Regions from separate parts of the Homo sapiens genome. Here all the other regions are linked to region 1. Evidence: chromatin contacts called from ENCODE Hi-C data. All regions are on one chromosome and are shown on one strand. The core of a region is the stretch at or near the end of the contact, and the rest is flanking DNA. Distances in the headings are between cores, read along the strand shown.

What was found. A loop is a pair of places that touch in the nucleus more often than their neighbours do. Pooled maps may share reads with other maps.
Region 2: a loop to region 1 is called in a map of CD14-positive monocyte, with 11 times the contacts of the local background. The contact joins the promoter of CCDC13 here to the promoter of ENTPD3-AS1 in region 1. A Hi-C loop is called at or near these places in 1 of 168 maps with a recorded cell type or tissue (CD14-positive monocyte), 1 of 37 single-sample maps with no recorded cell type and 8 of 50 pooled maps.
Region 3: a loop to region 1 is called in a pooled map, with 5 times the contacts of the local background. The contact joins the enhancer-like site here to the promoter of ENTPD3-AS1 in region 1. A Hi-C loop is called at or near these places in 2 of 50 pooled maps.

The regions. Positions count from the first base shown.
Region 1 is chr3:40,452,058-40,455,565 of GRCh38, forward strand. ENTPD3-AS1 (ENTPD3, EIF1B and MYRIP antisense RNA 1) reads right to left here and starts at 1,251. Exons shown (of 4, transcript NR_040100.1): 1 at 1,065-1,251. RefSeq lists enhancers at 985-1,054, 1,075-1,144.
Region 2 is chr3:42,771,750-42,775,257 of GRCh38, forward strand. CCDC13 (coiled-coil domain containing 13) reads right to left here and starts at 1,504. Exons shown (of 16, transcript NM_144719.4): 1 at 1,427-1,504. CCDC13-AS2 (CCDC13 antisense RNA 2) reads left to right here. Exons shown (of 2, transcript NR_122070.1): 2 at 1,456-1,886. RefSeq lists a silencer at 1,225-1,384 and an enhancer at 1,515-1,684.
Region 3 is chr3:42,554,471-42,557,978 of GRCh38, forward strand. It overlaps SEC22C (SEC22 homolog C, vesicle trafficking protein), which reads right to left. Exons shown (of 7, transcript NM_032970.4): 5 at 3,108-3,226; 6 at 1,460-1,525. Among named protein-coding and RNA genes, the nearest start is that of VIPR1-AS1, 24 kb to the left of the region's middle. Within about 2 kb of position 1,706, at least 3 of the 41 ENCODE cell types and tissues checked have a DNase peak (open chromatin) inside an H3K27ac peak, as active enhancers do.

The DNA.
Region 1 (3,508 bases), core at 1-2,500:
ACCTAAGTCACTTTAACACAGAGATACAGCTTCAATTTACAAGCAGCCAGTTGCAAAGCTTCAGAAAAGGTTTTCAAAAAAACAGGACAATGGGTCCACTCTGCAGTCTAGGCCTGATGTTGACCCTTTTTCACAGTCCTGCTTTGTTTTGAGGCTATTAAAACCCTGCTTCATTTAAGTTCCATCTAAACTTTACACTTCCTCAAAATCCTGTAACTTTATATTTTCCTTCCCCTGGTAAAATGTCCCATGGTGTCTCTGGTGTGCAATCTCCCTCATTAAAAAAGATCGATAGACCTGGTTTTGCTGACTACAGGTTTGTCCCTGGTGGTCTTAGGCTGACTGGGCTTGAACAGTCTTGCTCAGCTTCAGGGTTCCTAAGATTGCAAATTTCAAAAACTGATACAACAAACATTTTTTCACTCCTAAATACAAATGCACCTGTCCACGTTGCCAGGTAGTTATGCACATGGCTACCATGTCAATTTGGTCATAACTAGGGTTAGGTCACTTCTCTGGAAGGTTAGTTATTAAGAACAAGAAAGAAAGTCAGGGTTCTGCACAGCTTTTGGTTTGATTCTTGTACTGACTTATGTTTCTTTTTCTTTGGGGCTACAGGTAAATATTTTGTCTGCTAAACTGACGCCCCCATCGCCAGTGTCTGAACAAACAAAACTGAGACATATCTAGTCAGCTGAAGCTGACAAATACAGGGGCCAATCTGGTTACAGGCAGGCAGTCCTGGCCTCGTGACACCGCAGAGACTGTGGGACAAGTGGACGTGCTCCTACTGTCCCTCGCATCCCCCATCTGGGCCGCGGGACTAGTGCCCTCAGGTCTATGACCCACTGCAAGAACCCAAAGCTCGACGCCCGCCCAGCCCTTCACATCCGTCCCTTGCAACAAGCAAGAGAAGAGGGGCGCGGCTTCAGGGGACGGGCGACGGTTTACAGGACAGCTCGTACACAGTACCAGCTGACATCCCCTAAGCCTGAGTGTCTAGGCCCCTGCCTCCACATTTAAGAGCCGACTGCGCCCCTTGGTGATTGGACGTCCGGACGCACCTTGAGTAGAGGCCAAGCAAACTATCGAGCCCGTCCAAAACGCCATATTTGTAACTGACGTCATCCTCATGTTGCCTTTCCTCTCTGTGATTGAGGAACCAATCAGTTGGGTGTAGCAGACGGGGCGTGGCTCTTCAGGTAGAGGCCGAAGGGGCTGAGAGCGGTCCCAGGCGGCCATCTTGATTCCTGGCATCACTCTCAACGTGCCCTCCCTCTCCGTGATTGGACGAGCAGGGCGGGCCTTCCGGAGGCACACAGCCGACCAACCAGAGATCTGCGCGTGCTCGATCTGGTCATCTGTTTTCTGACATCTGGAGCCACTAGCAGTTATCCTGTTCATTCCTGGGCGCCTGCGACCTTCCGAAGGAAACAAGACTTGCTTGGGGAAAGTTGCCTTGCCAGTATAGTGGAGCTTGGTAGAAACTTAAAAACTGCCTGGGGCTGCCTGGGATGGGGATCTCGAGATGCTTGTGGGGAGCACATTTTAGGAAACAGGGGGCTCAAGCTGCATGAAATGCTGCGGGAAATAGGAATGAGAGACGCAGAATGGTCGGAGAAAAAAGCTAGGAAGGTGTTTGGGAGTAAGATTTTGGAGTGCCTTGAATGCCAGACTAGGGAGTTTGGACTATATCCTGTAAGATAGGGGATAAAAATCAACTTTAAACAGGAGTGATATAACAAGATAATGTACTTTAGAAAATAATTCTGTAACTGTAGGGGGAGTCCCAAAGTGTTTCTCAAATTGTGTTCGGGGAAGTTCAAAGTGTGTTTGAGAGCTTGTTTTTATATGCAGATTCTTGCCCCTCACCAGACCTGCAAATAAAGTTCTCTGGTTGTACAGCCAGGAAACTGCATTAAAAAAAAACTTTTTAGGTTAACATACATTTGGTGAGAAAACGCATAAACCATATGGATAGGGCTCTGAATTTTCACAAGCAAACACTTCAGCCAGGCGGGGTGGCCCGTGCCCCTAATCCCAGCTACTCGGGAGGCTTAGGCAGGAGAATGGCTTGAGGCCAGGAGTACCAGATCAGCCTGGGCAACATAGCAAGACCCGTCTCTAAAAAAATTTAAAACAAAAATAATAACACACTCCCGTAGTTAACACCAGATGAAGAAACAACATGGCCAGCAGCTCAGAAGCTCCCCTTTTCCCCTTTAGCCACTGCTGCCTGCACCAAAGGTAAATATGATCATTACTTATAAGAACTGTAGATTAGTTTTGCCTGTTTTGAATTTGATATAAATAAAAGCATACAGGATATATTGTGTCAGCTTATTTGTTAGTGTTATTTATGAAATTCATCCGCATTGTTCCATGTAGTTGCTGTAGACTCCGTTGCTATAGATTGTTATCACAATTTATCCAGTCTCTTGTTTATGGGCCTTTGGGTAATTTCCAGTTTGGAGATAGTAGCAAAAAAAATGCTAAAATGAACATTCTTCTTCATTCATATCTTTTGCTTTGTAAATTATAAAGCAAGACAACAAGACCTAAAGACTGATTCATTCACTACCTATTTATTGAGCCCCTTACCAGACTAAGGTGAGAAAATAAAACAGAAAAGACAGCAAAGGTCCTGCCCTCATGGAACTTATTCTAACTGGAACGAAACAACACCTACGTGGGCAGCAAAACAAGTCAAACAATTGCAATTGTGATAACTCTGAGGGAAACAAGGTGAGCTAGAAAAAGAAGGGTGGGGACTTAACCTTTTTTTATGTGGTAGCCTGGTTAACTCTCAGAAAAATATCTAGGAAAAAATACAAGAGATAAGTTGGCACTGCTACACGATGAGTATTAACAATGGGTAGACCATTCCTGGCAAGAGAGACACCATGTATAAAGGTCATGGAGGAGGAGAGAGCTTGGCCCATTCAAGACCAGTGTGGCTTCAACACAATGAAGGAGGGATGGCATAAGGTGTATCTGGGTATTAAAGCATATGATACAAGGCCAGAGTAAGAAGTTGAGATTTTATTCCAAATATTATGAAAAGCAATCGAACTGTTAAAAACAGGAAATAATGTGATCTGATTTACTTACTTAAAAGATCCCTCTAACTGCTGAGCAGAGAACAGATTAAAGACAGAATTTAGGAGGCTGCTAGAGCAGTCTCAGGGAAGATATGCTGGCATAGAGCTTAGAGGAAAGGCTTGAAATACATCTGGGAACTGTCATGGCAAAGATCATCACCTTAATCAAGTGATAAAAGGTAACACCTCTCTGCACTGGCCTGGGTAAAAATCTAAAGAATAAAATACCACCACAATATTGGGAACCCATGTGTGGTGGTGTATTCCTGTAGTCCCAACTATTCTGGAGGCTGAAGCAGAACTGCTTGAGCCCATGAGTTCAAGGCTGTAGCAGGCTACAATCAGACCTGTGAATAGCTACTGCACTCCAGCCTGGGCAACACAGCCAGACCCCATCTCTTCGAAAA
Region 2 (3,508 bases), core at 254-2,753, 2.3 Mb after region 1:
GTCTCAATACAGCAGCAGCAACAACAACAACAGATGAACTCTAATGTAAACTATGGACTTTAGTTAGTAATAACATACCAGTATAGTTGTATCAATGATAACAAATGTACCACACCAATGCAATGTGTAAGATGTTAACAACAGAGGAAATGGGAATACGGAATACATAAAGGAACTGTTTTTTGTTTAATGCTTCTAAAAATCTGCTTTAAGTCTATTTTCTTTTAAAAGTAAAGGCTAAGCCGGGCGTGGTGGCTCATGCGTGTAATCCCAAAACTTTGGGAGGCTGAGGTGGGTGGATCACCTGAGGTCAGGAGTTTGAGACCAGCCTGGCCAACATGGTGAAACCCCATCTCTACTAAAAATACCAAAATTAGCCAGGCATGGTGGCGGGCGCCTGTAATCCCAGCTACTCGAGCCCAAGGCAGGAGAATCGCTTGAACCTGGGAGGCAGAGGTTGCAATGAGCCAAGATCGCGCTACTGCACTCCAGCCTGGGCGATAGAGCGAGACTCCGTCAAAAAAAAAAAAAAAAAAAAAAAGTAATAATAAAAAAAATAAAGTAAAGGCTAGAGCTGCATGGAAAGAACTCTTGGCTCAGGTAGGACTTAGAGCCAGGGAGTAGGAAGAGTGGCATGCACTCTGGAGTCCTATGAGGAAGCAAGATCCCACAGGATATGGGACCATAGGTGACAGGGACCAGTGAGGAAGGATTGAGACCCCTTGCCCCATCGGCCTGCCACTTTTTTCATTGTTTTTCTCTTCCCCTCTCCTTCTCTTTCTTCTTTTCTTTTACTGTGTTCTTTTCGAGTATTCTCAACAACAGTCTAGGGGCCTGGAGGTGTGGGGAGGCCGCCCACGGATGCCTAGTTTGGCGCTCTGTGCACTGCTAGCATCTTCGTAGGGATGGGTTTGGGATGGGAGCGGGGTGATGCTCTGGTTCTCAGGGCTGGACTCCGGGCTTGGAGGGGAACTCCCTCTTGCGAGTCCCCAGTCCTGTGGGGGCTGGGCCTGGAAGGGGAACTGGGAGATGCGGAAGTGCACGCCGTCGGGTCGCATCTTTCAGTGCGGTGCGAGAGGGCCCAGTGGCAGAGGCCCAGCAAACAGCGCTTGTCAGGCGGACCTGAGTTCGAGTTCTGACTGTGCCATCTACGCTATGACTTTGGGGCAGGCGACCCACCCTCTGCGCCTCATTAACCCATGTACTGCATGGAAAATAAGCGTCTGCCTGGGTTAGAAGAGGGCTGTGTGTGAAGATTCAAAGGACGAAGGGGAAGAGTCCTCGCTGGGCGCCCAGCACGCGGTGAGCGCCCGGCCAGTGGCAGCGCGCTCGGGCTGGGGTTGCGCTCGGGCTCGGTTCCGCGCCCCCGGCAGCTGCGGGCTTTCCCAGCTCCGGCCCGGGCCCTTCCGCTCTCCCCGGCACTTACAGCGGTCTCTCTCCACTTCTCCCTTCTAGGACCGCGGCGGCTAGGTCACCTCCTCCGGACGCCGACACGCGCTGCCCTGGCAACCGTCACCAGGGAAACAAGCGACGTCACTTGCGCGTTTTCAACGCTACTCTACGGGGGCCGAGGGGGCGCCAAGAGTTCTGAAAGTGACAGAGGCGCTGATGGCGCGCTGGGCTGGATCCAAGCGAGCACGATCTCGAGTGCGCTGGAGATTTTAAATCTTCTGGAGTATATTTTTAAAAAAGTTTTGTGGACCAAACGTTCTGCACAGAGATGCCCATTCCGCTCTCCTGTTGGGGAGTTAAAAAGCGAACGATCTCACCATGAAATTTAAAGTAGCCATTCAGATATATTTGAAAAATGTAAAACAGTGTGGGGAAAGGCCATGTTATGATGGTGAGTGAAGGAAGCAGGACGCAATATAGCAATGCTAAATAAATAAAGTTGTGTTTATTTCAAACTAGGCACTAAAACAAGACCGAAATAGAAATATTAAAAGTGGTTATATTTGGGTGGTGGAATAGCAGTGCTGTGTTTTTATTTTTACACTTTAGAGAATTTTTAAAATAATGAACATCGTTTATTTTCATAAAGGAAAATACTTGTTTTTTTTTTTTTAAATGGCACCTTCCAATGTAAGACACTACTATATTTCAGGGCAATATGGGGGTGGGAGGCAAATTTCTAGGAAAGATGATTCAAGGGAGATTTCTTTCTATCTATCTATCTATCTAATCTATCTATCTATCTATGATAGAGTCTCGCTGTGTCGCCCAGGCTGGAGTGCAGTGGTGCGATCTCAGCTCATTGCAACCTCCATTTCCCAGGTTCAAGCGATTCTCCTGCCTCAGCCTCCTGAGTAGCTGGGATTACAGGCACCCGCCACCACACCTGGCTAATTTTTTTATTTTTAGTGGAGACGGGGTTTCACCATGTTGACCAGGCTGGTCTTGAACTCCTGACCTCAGGTGATCCGCCCACCTTGGCCTCCTAAAGTGCCGGGATTACAGGCGTGAGCCACAGCTCCTGCCCAAATATTTATCCAGGACTTCATAATTTGAAAACCTTGGCAGTTGTTTTTCTATTTTTTTTCCTCATAAGGTGAATGAATACCCATCCCATAGACATGCATACATAAGATACGGCACTAGACTGCCATCAGCACTGCAGGTATAAACCCGAAGTTTCCTGATAAAGGAAAAATGGATCTTTCCCGTTGGTCTCCAATTGCTGCCTGGTGAGCTGAGGGTGGGAGACGTATAATATACAGGTGGCAGCAAAGAGAGACAGGATAAAGAGTAGGATTCAGGTAGATGTGAGCCTCAAAGGATTAGGGTTTTTTTTAAATGGTGTGTGTAGTGGGGAGTATCATTCGTTTGCCTCATGACCACGATGGGACTATGTGGCATAGGAAAAGGAATAGCCAGGTCTACTTAGAGGGCTTCTGGAAAGCATGGATCCTAGCAGAAAGCCAGGTTTTCATTAAAATAAGAACATGCTGTGAGAAAATTAAGGATGCAAGAGAATTTCAGAACCGACATTCTAGAATGTATGTATTAGAAAGTTTGGGAAAGGGGTAACATTTGCTCCAGCAATCCAAGGATTATTTTTGACGAGGATATCATTTTTGCAGTAACCCATTTTTTAAAAAGCAGGGATGATTTTCCTCTAGGTTTGTTACTTTTCCACGGTCACCACTAAGGCTCTCATGCCATTTTTTTTTTCTGCCCAAAATTCTTTTGAGAATTTTCTTTAGTTTATAAGCTTGACATTTTATCATCCAAGAAGCTGGCGAATCCAATCTGGGTCACCAGTATTTCCTCATGTACAGTATACAGATGTTTGTTAATTCCAGCCCACTTTGTTTCTCTAGCCAGAAGTATCTGTAGGACACTGCCCTTTGTTTTTTGCTTTTTAATTTGAAATTATATTGAGATTTTTATAGAATCACATGCAGTTGTAAAAAATAATAGAGATCCCCTGTATACTTTTCCAGTTCTCCACAATGATATTTTGCAGAACTTTAGTATAATATTACAACCAGGATATTGACATCGATAC
Region 3 (3,508 bases), core at 456-2,955, 2.1 Mb after region 1:
AGTAGCTGGGACTACAGGTATGCACCACCATAATCAGCTGATTTTTGTATTTTTATTATAATAGAGATGGGGTTCCCTAGGCTGGTCTTGAACTCCTGGCCTCAAGTGATCCACACATCTTGGCCTCCCAAAGTGCTAGGATTACAGGCATGAGTCACCACACCTGGCCTGGGTAATTCTTAAGAATAAACCATTCTAGGATGTATGTGGAAGAGAAGGAAAGCGTCCTAAGAACAGAAATTTTAATTTTAAAAAAAGGGAGAAAAAATATGTATTCAGAGACAGTGCTAAAATCCTAGTCCATACGGAGGACAAGGAAGGAGAATTAGAGCCACGCTTTCACTAGAATTAACTCTGCCTATGAGGGACTCAAAATCGCCTCTTTATGCCACCCCTTAGTACACAGCTTATATGAAAATAACTAATCAAAACCCTCTAGTTAATGTTCTAATGTTTGCTTCAGTTCCTAAAGAACAGGTCTGAGTCAGAAGGTATTACTATTTAAAACAACAACAACAACAACAACAAAAAAATCAGCAGTTCTTTGACCTAGTCTTATATATGTATATATTTTTTAAAAAATTTTTTGCAGAGGTCGGGCGTGGTGGCTCATGCCTGTAATCCCAGCACTTTGGGCGGCCGAGGCGGGTGGATCACAAGGTCAGGAGATCGAGACCATCCTGGCTAACATGGTGAAACCCCGTCTCTACTAAAAGTACAAAAAAAATTAGCCAGGTGTGGTGGTGGGCACCTACAGTCCCAGCTACTTAGGAGGCTGAGGCAGGAGAATGGCGTGAACCCGGGAGGCAGAGCTTGCAGTGAGCCAAGATTGTGCCACTGCACTCCAGCCTGGGCAACAGTGCAAGACTCCGTCTCAAAAAAAAAAAAGAAAAAAAAAGTTCAGAGATGGGGTCTTGCTATGTTGCCCTGGTTGGTCTCAAACTCCAGGCCTAAAGTGATCCTCCCACCTTGGCCTTGAAAAGTACTGGGATTACAGGTGTGAGCCACAATGCCTGCCTAGACCTATATTTTAAAAACTACATGTACACAGATGCTACTTTTATAGAAGGACATTTCTGTGCTTGGACTGTCCTAATAATAAGCACAAGGCAATATCTTGCCACTCACTAGTCAGGCCTAATCCAATCCCTATGTAATCTCATCCCTCCCTTCTGGGAAGTCAAATCCAAACTGCTGGTTTCTGTTCTGCTGCTGTCAATAGCCCCTTGGCCTTGAACAAGGGGCTTTCCCTTTATGAGCACAAAGTTCTTCCTCTGTAAAATGAGAGGACTGGCCAGGATGGGCCTAAGGTCCTCCACTAAGGGCTTGGTATTGTCCATGATGTGAACCATGACCTTGGTGGAACAAAAATCACATCTAGAAACTTGCTGATAGATGAACAGAAGAACAAAGTAAGGTCATGGATTTAATCCACTGACCAAAATATCGTTTCACCCACCTGGAAAATGCAGGCTACGAAAGGAACAAGAAAAGCCAGAATGTTTCCAATTTCCTCATGGGCAACCTAAAACAAATACAAGGAACACAAGGAAAGGGATATTTAGATGAAAGGAAACACTGTGACATAAAGCACTTTACTCTGCCTTCTGTCTGGTATGGTTGACAGTACAAAATCCCTGGCTGGGTGAGACACAAGTTCCTGTTTATGCACCAGATCAGGGTTAGCATACAATCGTTTTCAACAGCTTGGTCACAGCATGTGCCTCCTGTCCCCATGTGACTGTGCTAAGTCTGCAACCTGGAATGGGCCGCCAATCCCTCCACCTCTCAGAAACCTAAGCATCTGTTAAGACCTAGCTTTCTCTAATTCCTCCCATCTCCAGGCACTGCCGCCTCTTTAGGATTGCCACCATACACTGTTTTGGGCCATGAGAGCCCCCAAGGCAGGGACTATGTCTTAACCATCTTGCTGGCCAGGTACTAATTCTAATGTATACAAACAAACAGACAGTTGGTAAGTATCTGGCTAAGAGCAATCATAAACAATAAGAGTAGAAACCACAACACACATTGATCAAAGACAGGATGTGGTAACAGGCAGTTACCACTCATAACACAGGCCTGCTGCCATTCTCCAAACAGGTCAGTCTACATCAGTCTCCTGAGGTTCAACAACAGTCATGCTTCAGACTTTACCCACTATATGCATGGGTGTGAGTATGGTGGCACTATCTTTAAAAGTAATATCTATTTGTTGATGCTAATAATGGTTTTATACCTCCTCTTTTTTGTTTTTGTTTTCTTTTTTTGAGACGGAGTTTTGCTTTTGTCGCCCAGGCTAGAGTGCAGTGGCGCAATTTTGGCTCACTGCAACCCCTGCCTCCCAGTTTCAAGCGACTCTCCCACCTCAGCCTCCTGAGTAGCTGGGATTACAGGCATGCGCCACCACGCCCAGCTAATTTTGTATTTTTAGTAGAGATGGGTTTTCACCATGTTGATCAGGCTGGTCTCAAACTCCTGACCTCATGTGATCCACCCACCTCAACCTCCCAGAAGTGCTGGAATTACAGGAGTGAGTCACCACACCCGGCCGATACCTTCTTGAAATACTTCTCAAAATACTTCAAAATTTTAAAACTGTTTTTAAAAAGCACTGAAATAGTAAGTTCCTTTGAAATGAGCAGACCAGTGAAGGAACTTCCTAGTGACATATAATTCTTCGACAAAGACACAAGGAAGGTGGCATCTGCATTATACAAATCAGATTATGGGACAACCTTTTCTCAGGAGAAAAAGAACCTGAACCTTAAAATCAGAGAATGAACCTTTTGTCCTGGGTAAATAATCCAGTCCCTGGAGTGACTCCTGGGGTCCCAAGAGCCACAGGGTGGTCTAATGTCCTTGTAGCAAATTCTCCATTTCTTACCAATATCTTGGCAGGCCCCTCCTGCTTCTTAGGACAATAGACATAAAAGAGCAACCTTCATATTCATTCACTTACTACAAAGAATAAAATTTATAATAAAATTCATATTAGTTTTGAAAAATTATAAAACCTCAGTTTTATAGATAAAATGTATCCCTATCACTTTCTTCTATCATATGTCCTTCAATTTAAACTGTTTTAAAAAAAAAAAAAAGGTTACCTGTAAAGAATGTTCTGCAAGGTGAACTCCTCGAATGAGATTCAGGGCAGCACACATGATGTTGAGAATGAGGGAGAGGATACCCAGGGCTGTCACTGGTTCCATTCGGAAATTAGGAGCTTCACAATGGAAAAAAAACAAGTGTCTAGTGTAAGTAATTTCTACATGAAAGAAAAATAAACGAAGACATTAACTAGACCTACACTAATGATAGGTTCACTATGTTAAACATAGAATTACAAACATATTAATTGTAAAAGCAGCAGAAGTTAGAGGGAAAAAAGCCAAGAAATGATGGACAGAATGGATGTGGGTATTTGAGTAAAGTTTCTTCCAGAAAAAGGCTCTTTTCCAGGCAAGCACAGGTTTTTCAAGTGCTTAATTTCCTTTCTATCTAAAGC